2 separate regions of the Homo sapiens genome follow, and region 1 is linked to region 2. Evidence: chromatin contacts called from ENCODE Hi-C or POLR2A ChIA-PET data. All regions are on one chromosome and are shown on one strand. Each heading gives the region's core, a stretch centred on a gene start or an enhancer-like site at or near the end of the contact. The rest is flanking DNA. Distances are from core to core; before and after follow the strand shown. Region 1 holds the start of POLR2D (RNA polymerase II subunit D). Region 2 holds the start of ERCC3 (ERCC excision repair 3, TFIIH core complex helicase subunit).

Region 1 (4,862 bases), core at 242-2,741, 560 kb after region 2:
ATACAAAAAACACATAATAAACATTTTTTCATTTTTATATTTTTTATTTCTTAGAGGGTAGTATTTCCGTTTTAATTTTAAATTTATTATTTTGCCAGGCAATGGCTCACATCAGTAATCCCAGCACTCTGGGAGGCCGAGCTGGGTGGATCACCTGAGGTCACGAGTTCGAGAACAGGCTGGCCAACATGGTGAAACCCCAGCTCTACTGAAAATACAAAAATTAGCCGGGTGTGGTGGTGGGCACCTGTAATCCCAGCTACTCGGGAGGCTGAGGCAGGATAATCACTTGAGCCCAGGAGACGGAGGTTGCAGTGAGCCGAGTTCGTACCACTGCACCCCAGCCTGGGCAACAGAGTGAGACTCTGTCTCTAAATAAGTAAATGAATGAATGAATAAAAGAATAAGATAGGTCAGGTGCCGTGATTAACTTAAGCCCAGGAGTTTGAGACCAGCCTGGGCGACATAGTGAGACCCTGTCTTTACGAAAAAAATTTTTTTAATGGGCCAGGTATGGGGGCGTGCATCTGTGGTCTCAGCTACTTGGGAGGCTGAGGTGGGAGGATAGCTTGAGCGGTTGAGAGGTTGAGGTTGCAGTGGGCTCTGATCATGCCACTATACTCCAGCCTCAACAAGAGGGCGAGACCCTATCTCAATCAATAAATCAATAAATCAATAAAGTGTAAGACAGCTGTATACATTTTCAAGTTTTTGAGCTGAAGACCTCATCCCTAGGAATACCCTCCCCAACCACTTAAAGTGCGTGCGTGAGAAAACTCAAGGCTGCCAAAATAATTTGTTCCAGCCAACAGCTGAAGATAGGACTCTGTCTCTCTGCCTCTGTGGGAGGGTAGGGGCCTAACTTCGACAGGTGCGCCAGTCAACAAACCAAGCTGCGTTCACACGGACCAATCCTCCTCTTCCCGCTTTTTTACATTTCTCACTTCCCCGACTCCCCCGAGCTCCCGCTCACCACATCCTTATTCCCTAATTCTCCGTTAAAACGCCCAGAGGTTCTGTACTAATCGAAGTTGAGTTCGGTTCACGCTGGGCTCTTTTCCCTAGTGCAACAGTATATTACTGTTTAAAAATCTGTCCTTACCACCTGAGTGTCCGGCTTTGTTTATCTTTGACACAGGTCCCCGGAACTTCGCAGTTTATCACATAAAATAACCCAGTTGCCCAGGCGGTCCCTCCCAAGGCCATGGTCCCTCCCAAGGCCATGTTCCCTCCCCAGCCCCACGCCGCGCTGGGGCTTGCCCAAGCCGCCGCTGAGGCAGGGCCTTGGGCGAAGCGCGCATAACGCCAGGCCTGCGGCGACCACGCGAAGTGGCGCGGGGGAGTCTGGCAGCCCCGAGCCCAACCTTTAGGAAAGATGAGCTGTGAGGCGTCCTCCTCTACGTCGCCAGCCCGCGGATCGCTGCCACCCGCCGCCATCGCCGCGCCGCGCCGCGCGCCACCACCAGCGCCGCCGGAAGCAGAAGCGCGGAGCAACGGCCGCGGAAGGGGCGTGGTCTCGGGAGGGGCCCCGAGGGGTGGGCGGGGCCGGGAGTGCGAGCCGGACGGGGCGCAGCGAGGGGACCGGTTGGTGAGGTCCTGGAGGCTCCCCGCCACCGAGGGGCGCCCTGCACTCCCTCTCTTCTCCCATGCTCCTCGCCGCGCAGACGTCCTGGGGCAGGTCCCTACGCCTTTCTGGACGGAGGAGGTCAGATGAGATGCAGGAACGCCTGCTGATGGAGAGCAGGGCAGCCGGCTCCGAAAGTACCGGGTCCAATTTCCTTCACCGACTTAAACTTCTAAAATTTTATTGATTTGTGGTGGATTATCTGATACTTCTGAGTACGCGGACAATGATATTCAGAGGCTTTTACCACACGTCTGTTGGAACATTTGGGTGATGCGTAGAAAATTAAGCAAATGACGGCCGGGCGCAGTGGCTCACGCCTGTAATCCCAGCACTTTGGGAGGCCGAGGCGAGGGGATCACCTGAGGTCAGGAGTTTGAAACCAGCCTGGGCAACATAGTGAAACCCTATCTCTACTAAAAATACAAAAATTAGCCGGGCATGGTGGTGGGCGCTTGTGATCCCAGCTACTGGGGAGGCTGAGGCAGGAGAATCGCTTGAACCCGGGAGGCGGAAGTTGCAGGGAGCTGAGATCGCGCCACTGCACACCAGCCTGGACGACAGAGTAAGACTCCGTCTCAAAAAATATATTAAAAAAAAAAAAAAAGCAAATAAAAAATGATGCTGTTTTCGACACTGGAGAAAACAAAAGGTTGTACAATAAGGTAAATAATCATAGCTTATTAGTCAACAATATCTTAGCTCATTAGTCAACAATGTTTAGATGGTCATATTGTAAACTCTGTTGATTTAATAAAAAATGAATTGTGCCGGGCACGGTGGCTCACGCCTGTAATCCCAGCACTTTGGGAGGCCGAGGCTGGAGGATCGCTTTAGCTCCGGAGTTGAAGACCAGCCTAGACAACATAGTGAGACCTCGTCTCTAAAAAATACAAAAATTAGCCGGGCGTTGTGGCGCGTGCCTGTAGTCACAGGGATCGGGGAGGCCGAGGCGGGTGGATCGCTTGAGGGATGCAGTGAACTATGATTGCCTCACTGCACTCCAGCCTGGGCAACAGAGACCCTGCCAAAAAAAAAAAAAAGGCAAAGTCCAGGCGCGGGGGCTCACGCCTGTAATCCCAGTACTTTGGGAGGCCGGTGGGGGTGGGGGGGGCAGATCACCTGAGGTCAGGAGTTCGAAAGCAGCCTGGCCAACATGGTGAAATCACGTCTCTACAGAAAAAAAAAAAAAAAAAAAAAGCCGGGGCGTGGTGGCGGGCGCCTTTAATCCCAGCTACTCGGGAGGCTGAGGCGGAGGTTGCAGTGAGCCGAGATCGCGCCACTGCATTCCAGCCTGGGCGACAGCGACAGAGTGAGACTCTGTCTCAAATAATAATTTTTAAAAAGACTTAAAAAATTAAAAAGTAAAAATTTTAAAACTAAAGAAAAAGAAAACCTTTAGAAGGCAGTCCTGGGAATCCTGTCTGGCCTGTGCAGCCTGATCTCCTGCGAGGGCTCGTCCACAGCGTCTTGCTGTCTTGCAGTGCCGGCAATGTGGTCTCCCACCACCTGAGAAGTTCCCTCCTCCAGGGCATGCTCTTTGCTTCAGCACTGCTTCTCTAAGGAACCTGCCCAGACCTGAAGGGCTGGCCACGCCCCCTTTCACGTGCTCAGAGAAGCTGAAGGTTCCGGAGGGTTTGATGCTTGCCGGTGTTCCCTTGTACACCCAGCACTGAGTGACAGGCCAGATAACCACAGCTGCCCAGCCACTGCACCATGTGCTGGGGTCTGGGCAAAACATTTACTATTTTTACTTTTTACCTATGACTTCTCTAAGGTCAGGTTACTTTGGAGATTCACAGTCCTGTCACAAAGTAGGAAATGCCTTATAAATGGCAGGACCAAGATTTGCGCTTAGGCCTGTGGGACTGCCAGCCAGAAAAGATTCTAGCTGTCACCCGCCCTGGGTTATTTCTTTGGTTGGGAGCCACGATGTGATCACAGAATAGCCATACTGGGGGAGGGGGTCTGATTGGCAGCAGGAACTTGAGGGACTGATGGTGAACTGGAGACCTCTCTTTTCTGTTTTCCAATAGTTTCGAAATTGCAGTCCTCCCCCCACCAATTTTCCAGGGCATACAGAATCTGTGTGAGTAGAAATAATGCATAAGCGGCAGGAAGAGGCCCTTGAATCCTTGTCTGAGCTTGATTTTAATGAGGAAAACAGACACAGAAGGGACAGGACTTGCATTACATTCCTCAGGCTGCTACTCTGATTCTTGTACAGCATTGGTTCAGTCAAGCCATTCAACCAGCCCACTTAGTATTTCAGTCAGATTATTCAAGCCAAGGTTACAGACCTAGATTGATCTAAAAGCAGCTGTAGAGCACCTCCCCCACCCCCACTCCCACAATTAGCACCACTGACCTCTGATCAGATGGTTTATTTCACACTCCAGAAGTCAACAGTGATGGCTAAAATTACAAATGTTGTTTTATCACCAATCACACTCTCCCCCAAAATCAGTCATAGGCAACTCTACGCTGTTTAATTACAGGTACTATGGAATGTAATCTCTAGAACATTAATTTCTCTTGAAGAAACGAATTCCTCTTCACACACATCAGTTATTAACAAAGCCTGTAAACGTCTAACCAGCTGCTGGTAGTCAGTTTTCAAAATTACCTAACCCTGATAGCACGTTTTTATCTGTAGCCATGTGTTTTTGAGCTTTGCTAAGCGCTAAGGGCCTCAGAATTGAGTACCTTAAAAAAAAATTCTACCTCCCTGCAAATAGTGTGTCAACTGCTGATCTTTGGGTGGGTTGGGTTAGTGGGCTGGAGCCAGGGAGGGACAAGCAGACCCCAGGGTGCTGCCCAGATGGAATACTGAATTATTTTTGCCAAGTTAAAAAAAAAAAAAAGCGTAAACTGAAGATGTCCTTTCCTCCAAACACATCTCATCTTTTCTGGGCCATCCAAAAACAAAACTTCACTGGTTAGGTCAGACTGCACCAGTATGTCCCAGGGTCTTTGCTTGAATTAATTAACATCACCAAATTATATTAAATTTTAGTGTTTTTTTCCTCTCCAAGAGATTTTGGCTTTTTTTGGTAAGGTCAGTCTCATTTGAAAATCTAACAAAAACAACGAACCTGTCTGGAAAAACCCAAATCTTAAAGGGCTAATGAATGATTGCTCATGGAACTTGGCTCTAAAACACCAGTGACATTGCCACCAACCATAAAAATATACACAAGGGTGGGGTCACGAGCACCACACAAAATATCCAAGCTGA
Region 2 (4,831 bases), core at 1,434-3,933:
ATGTTGGCCAGGCTGGTCTTGAACTCCTGACCCCAGGTGGTCCACCCACCTCAGCCACCCAAAGTGCTGGGATTACAGGAGTGAGCCACTGCACCTGGCCGGGCACGCTTTCACATCACAGGAAAAGAGAGTTCTCTCCAGGACTCCTGCAGCTTCTCTGGGACTGGCTGCAGTACCATACTGAATTCCTGTGGCACTCTTCTGCCACTCCAGATCCCAAGGTCTGAATCTGACTCCTTTTGGATCAGCCAAAGGCAATGAAAGCCACTGTCCATCTCTTTTAAATGGCATTCACCCATCTCGCAGAAGAAACCTAGCATGTTCAACTATTAATCACATGGAACCCTCTTTGTTTTGTCAAAAACATCTGAAGTTGTTTTTGACTTTCCCTCATGGAACTTGTTGACTATTGGTCTCCTGCAGATACTTAGCTTTAGACAGAGTTTACCACCTGTGTTAGTCAGCTTGGGCTGCCATAATAAAATTCCAGACTGGGTGGCTTCAACATTAGAACTGTATTTTCTCAGAGCTGTGGAGGCTGAAAGTCTATGATCAAGGTATCAGCCGATTCAGTTTCTGGTGAAGGCTCTTGTCTATGGACCACCTTCCCATTGTGTACTCACATGACAAGAAGGGCAGGTGAGAGAAAGCATGCTCCGGTGTCTCTTCTTAGGAGGACACTAATCATAGCGGATCACGACCTCATTTAGTCTTAACTACTTTCTTACTCCAAATACATTACCATTGGATATTAGGTTTTGAAGACAAAATTTGAGGGGAACACACACAATTCAGTCCCCAGCACACTCACTTTGGGCTGCATTTCCAAATTCTCCCTGGCTACAATGGGCCTGAATTAGTAGCCCCTCTGTGTTAATACCCACAGCTGGGAGCGGCTCATGAGAAGCGTGGCCTCACCCAGAACACAATGCTGGATCCAGAGTGTAGCGGCTCATGAGAAGCATGGCCTCACCCAGAACACAATGCTGGATCCAGAGTGTAGCGGCTGGGGTAATCAGTCGTTATGCTCCCCACAGGAAATCTGAATGGCACATTCTCATGGCTGCCACAGGCTGACAACATGGAGCACCTATGCCTATTGTTACATTAGCAGGGCAGGTGGAATTGCTGGTCTCAGCTGTCACTTGCCTTAATAAACTGCATAATTCCATCAGGGACTCCAGTCTTGCTGAGCTTCCTGAGGTACTCGGTGATGTCACTGGTTTGCAGCCCAACGCTGACAGCTGCATACAAGGAGTAGGCAGTTAGTTTGTACTCATGCACATGGGTTGGTCGGCACACTGGCTCTGCAATAGCCACCAAGAAGTCTTGGGCATATTTGTAAACTGGAGAGAAGGCTTCCAAGAAGATATGGCCATCGGGAGCCTGAGAGATACCAAATGGACAAAACAGACAAGGAAACATGAGTTGCAGAGACTACTGGGCTCTTGCCCATATCATTATCAAGAAAGAATAAGCTGCCCAACACCACAGATATTCTTGCAAGCACTCCTTCAGACAACTGTGGGGCCTGTTACATTAATCAGATACAGAAGAGTAAAGAAAAATAGAAGAAAGTGTTTCCAAAGTCAACAGCTGTTTCCTACTATTCTGCACAGAGAAAGCCCATCTTACTGGCTATCCTCAAGTTACCTTTTGGCTAGATTTCAACTAAATGTATAACATTAATTATTTAAAGTAGAGCAAAAGCTTGCTACCGAACATGTCTTCCATTATTTGAGGAAACAAACTGTTACATGATAAATGCTATTTATTCGGCAGATAAAAGGATTCACTACATGGGGTAGGGCTGGGGAAGGAGTGAGAGTAAACCGAGGGGTTAGAGCTGTTGGAAGCCCAGGTCCGGCCGCCACACGTGTGCGCAACTGCTCGCTGTTGCCTTGGGCTGTTCCAACGTGTGTGGATGAAAATTCTCTCCCGGCCAGTTCTAGGGGCAGTATCCTGAATGTCAGTTTTGACTCTGAGGATGCCCAAGATTTAGCTGCCGCTCCGCACACTCCTGGGCCCTGCCCAAGCTAAGGGCATGCTTACCACCCAGAGGGGCCTGGAGGTGTGGTCGTCCTTCAGCGGCATTTGCAGCCTGTAGTCCTTGGCTCCATATTCATCCACTTTGGTGCCTGACTCATCCACCTGCTTCCCCGCCGCCGAGGGAACCGCTTCCTGAGGGTCGTTCCCCGGGGCGTCCTCTTCATCATCCTCTTCATCCTCATAGTGCCGCTTCCTGGATTTCTTCTTGTCTGCAAGATACCAACACAGAAGTAAGCCCAGCAGGAGCCTTCAGGGTTCCCTCCGCACCGCTTGGCAGCATTTCACCTGCGCCGCCGCAAACTCCTAGCTAAGAGCCACCTGCATCCCGCAGGCGTTGCGCCCCTCACCCGTCTCCCCTAGGCCGAGTTCGCTGGGCTGCGCCCAGGTCCAGCATCTCTCCCGCCCAAAGGCCTGTCCCAACGGGGTGCGCGCGGGAGGGCCAGCAGGGTCGGCCGGCGCAGAGGCCCGGAGCAGCTCCGAGGCAGAGCGGGGGGCAGGGCCGGCAAGGGCAGTCGTGGCTGAGCGTGCCCGCGCAACGTCTCACCGCGGTCCGCTCGGTCTCTTTTGCCCATGGCAGCTACAGCAGCAGAGAGAAGATGACCCCGCTCCCACAGGCCCGCCGCGGCATCCGCTCTGGGGGGACTTCCGGCTCAATCCGGAAGCTCCCTGTTGTCCACACAGGATGTCCCGCCTCTAGGCGCCGTGATGTGGGTGGCTGGAAGAGCGGAGAGCCAGCGACCGCCGATCTGTTAGCTCGTGCGACCCAGCGGCGGGGGTCCTCCACTGTTCATTTCTCTACAACTGAAGGAAAATACTGTGTGTTGAGCACCTGTGTAGTGCGCGAATTAAAGGCCTCATCCTTCTGGAACTTAAATTTTAATGAAGCCATGTGGGCAATAAATGTGTGTGTGAGAGAGAGAGAGAGAGAATGTGACCTGAGTCCATGGGTAAGGAAGAATTCTTTTTTTTAATTAAAAAAAATTTGGCTGAGCACGGTGGCTCACGCCTGTAATTCCAGCACTTTGGGAGGCTGAGGTGGGTGGATCACTTGAGGTCAGGAGTTCGAGGCCAGCCTGGCCAACATGGTGAAACCCCATCTCTGCGAAAAATACAAAAAAAAGTAGCCAGGCATGGTGGCACACGCCTGTAGTCTAAGCTACTTGGGAGGCTGAGATGGGAGAATCTCTTGAACCCAGAAGGTAAAGGCTGCACTGAGCTGAGATTGCACCACTGCACTACAGCCTGGGCGACAGGCCGAGAGTTCGTCTCAAAAAAAATTTTTTTCTTTTTTTTTTTTTTTTTTTTGAGACGGAGTCTCGCCCTGTCGCCCAGGCTGGAATGCAGTGGCGCGATTTCAGCTCACTGCAAGCTCCGCCTCCCGGGTTCATGCCATTCTCATGTCTCAGCCTAAATAAAGCAGATTACCCTCAATAATGCGGGTGGGCCTCATCCAAATCAGTTGAAGGCCTTAAGAGCAAAGACAGGTTTCTCAAGGAAAAAGGAATTCTGCCTCCAGACTGCAACACAGAAAGTTCTGACTGAGTTTCCAGCCTTTGGACTCAAAACTACAACATCAACTCGTACCTGAATTCCCAACTTGCCAACCCCCACAATTGCATGAGCCAATTCTTTAAAATCAATCAATCAATCTCGCTTGCTCAGTGGGCCTCTTGGTTCTGTTTCTCTGGAGAACGTAACACAGATTTTTGGTACGGGGAATAGGGTACTGCTGTAACAAATACCTAACAATGGGGAAGTGGTTTTCAAATTGGGTAATCGGTAGAGGCTGAAAGAATTTTGAGGCGCATGATAGAAAAGCCTCTATTGTCTTGAAGAGCCTTGGTAGAAGTATGGGCATTAAAGGTGATTCTGGTGACGGCTCAGATGGAAAGGAGAAATATGTTATTGAAACTGGAGGCAAGTGGTAGAGAGCTTGCCTGAATTGTATTCTGTTGGGTGGAAAGTAGAACTTATAAGTGATAAGCTTGGACATTTTGCTGAGGAAATTTCTACATGATGGTTCAAAGTGAGGCCTGGGCCAGGCGCGGTGGCTCACGCCTGTAATCCCAGCACTTTGGGAGGCCGAGGCAGGGGATCATAAGGTCAGGAGTTCAATACCAGCCTGGCCAATATGGTGAATCCCCGTCTCTACTAAAAATACAAAAATTAGCTGGGCGTGGTGTCGCGCGCCTGTAGTCTCAGCTGCTCAGGAGGCTGAGGCAGGAGGATCTCTTGAACTCAGGAGGCAGAAGTTGCAGTGAGCAGAGATCACGCCACTGCACTCCAGCCTGGGCAACAGAGCAAGACTCCGTCTCAAAAAAAAAAAAAAAAAAAACTGAGGCCTGCTTTCTCCTTATTGCTTATAGTGAAATGTGAGAAGAGATACACTGAAGGTGGAATTATTCAACAAAAAGGAACCAGAACTTGAAGATTTGGATCATTCTTATACTCACATTGTAAAAAAAAAAAAAAAAAAAAAAAAAAAAAAAAAAAAGAGAGAGAGAAAGTATGCTCTGGAGAAACACTAAGGATGTGGACAACCATTTATTTGCAAGAGATTAGGTGTGTGGCTTATAGACCCAATCACCCATCTCCACAGAAACCTGGACAGTTTTGACTAGGGTACATAGATGGGATGAAATGAAGGAAGGCTGTTGGACTCCCAGGATTCCACAGGTAGGAAAGGGATTGGCAGGGGCAGTTCAGAGGCCAGTGAGGCTGCTTCCGCCACCACAGGACTGAAAGGGACAGGCTTGGGTTTGAACCCACGGCCACCACCTCC

What was found. Hi-C counts contacts between places; a loop is a spot of excess contacts on that map. ChIA-PET counts read pairs that join two places held with the same protein, here RNA polymerase II (POLR2A). Pooled maps may share reads with other maps.
Region 1: a loop to region 2 is called in a pooled map, with 6 times the contacts of the local background. The contact joins the promoter of POLR2D here to the promoter of ERCC3 in region 2. A Hi-C loop is called at or near these places in 1 of 37 single-sample maps with no recorded cell type and 5 of 50 pooled maps. POLR2A ChIA-PET finds 5 or more read pairs at or near these places in 1 of 52 experiments (GM12878).

Annotation. Positions count from the first base shown.
Region 1 is chr2:127,856,664-127,861,525 of GRCh38, forward strand. POLR2D (RNA polymerase II subunit D) reads right to left here and starts at 1,492. Exons shown (of 4, transcript NM_004805.4): 1 at 1,365-1,492. The coding sequence starts at 1,437. It also overlaps the pseudogene LOC107985803. RefSeq lists an enhancer at 927-1,096 and a silencer at 1,327-1,636.
Region 2 is chr2:127,291,461-127,296,291 of GRCh38, forward strand. It overlaps ERCC3 (ERCC excision repair 3, TFIIH core complex helicase subunit), which reads right to left and starts at 2,684. Exons shown (of 15, transcript NM_000122.2): 1 at 2,594-2,684; 2 at 2,053-2,258; 3 at 1,150-1,386. The coding sequence starts at 2,621.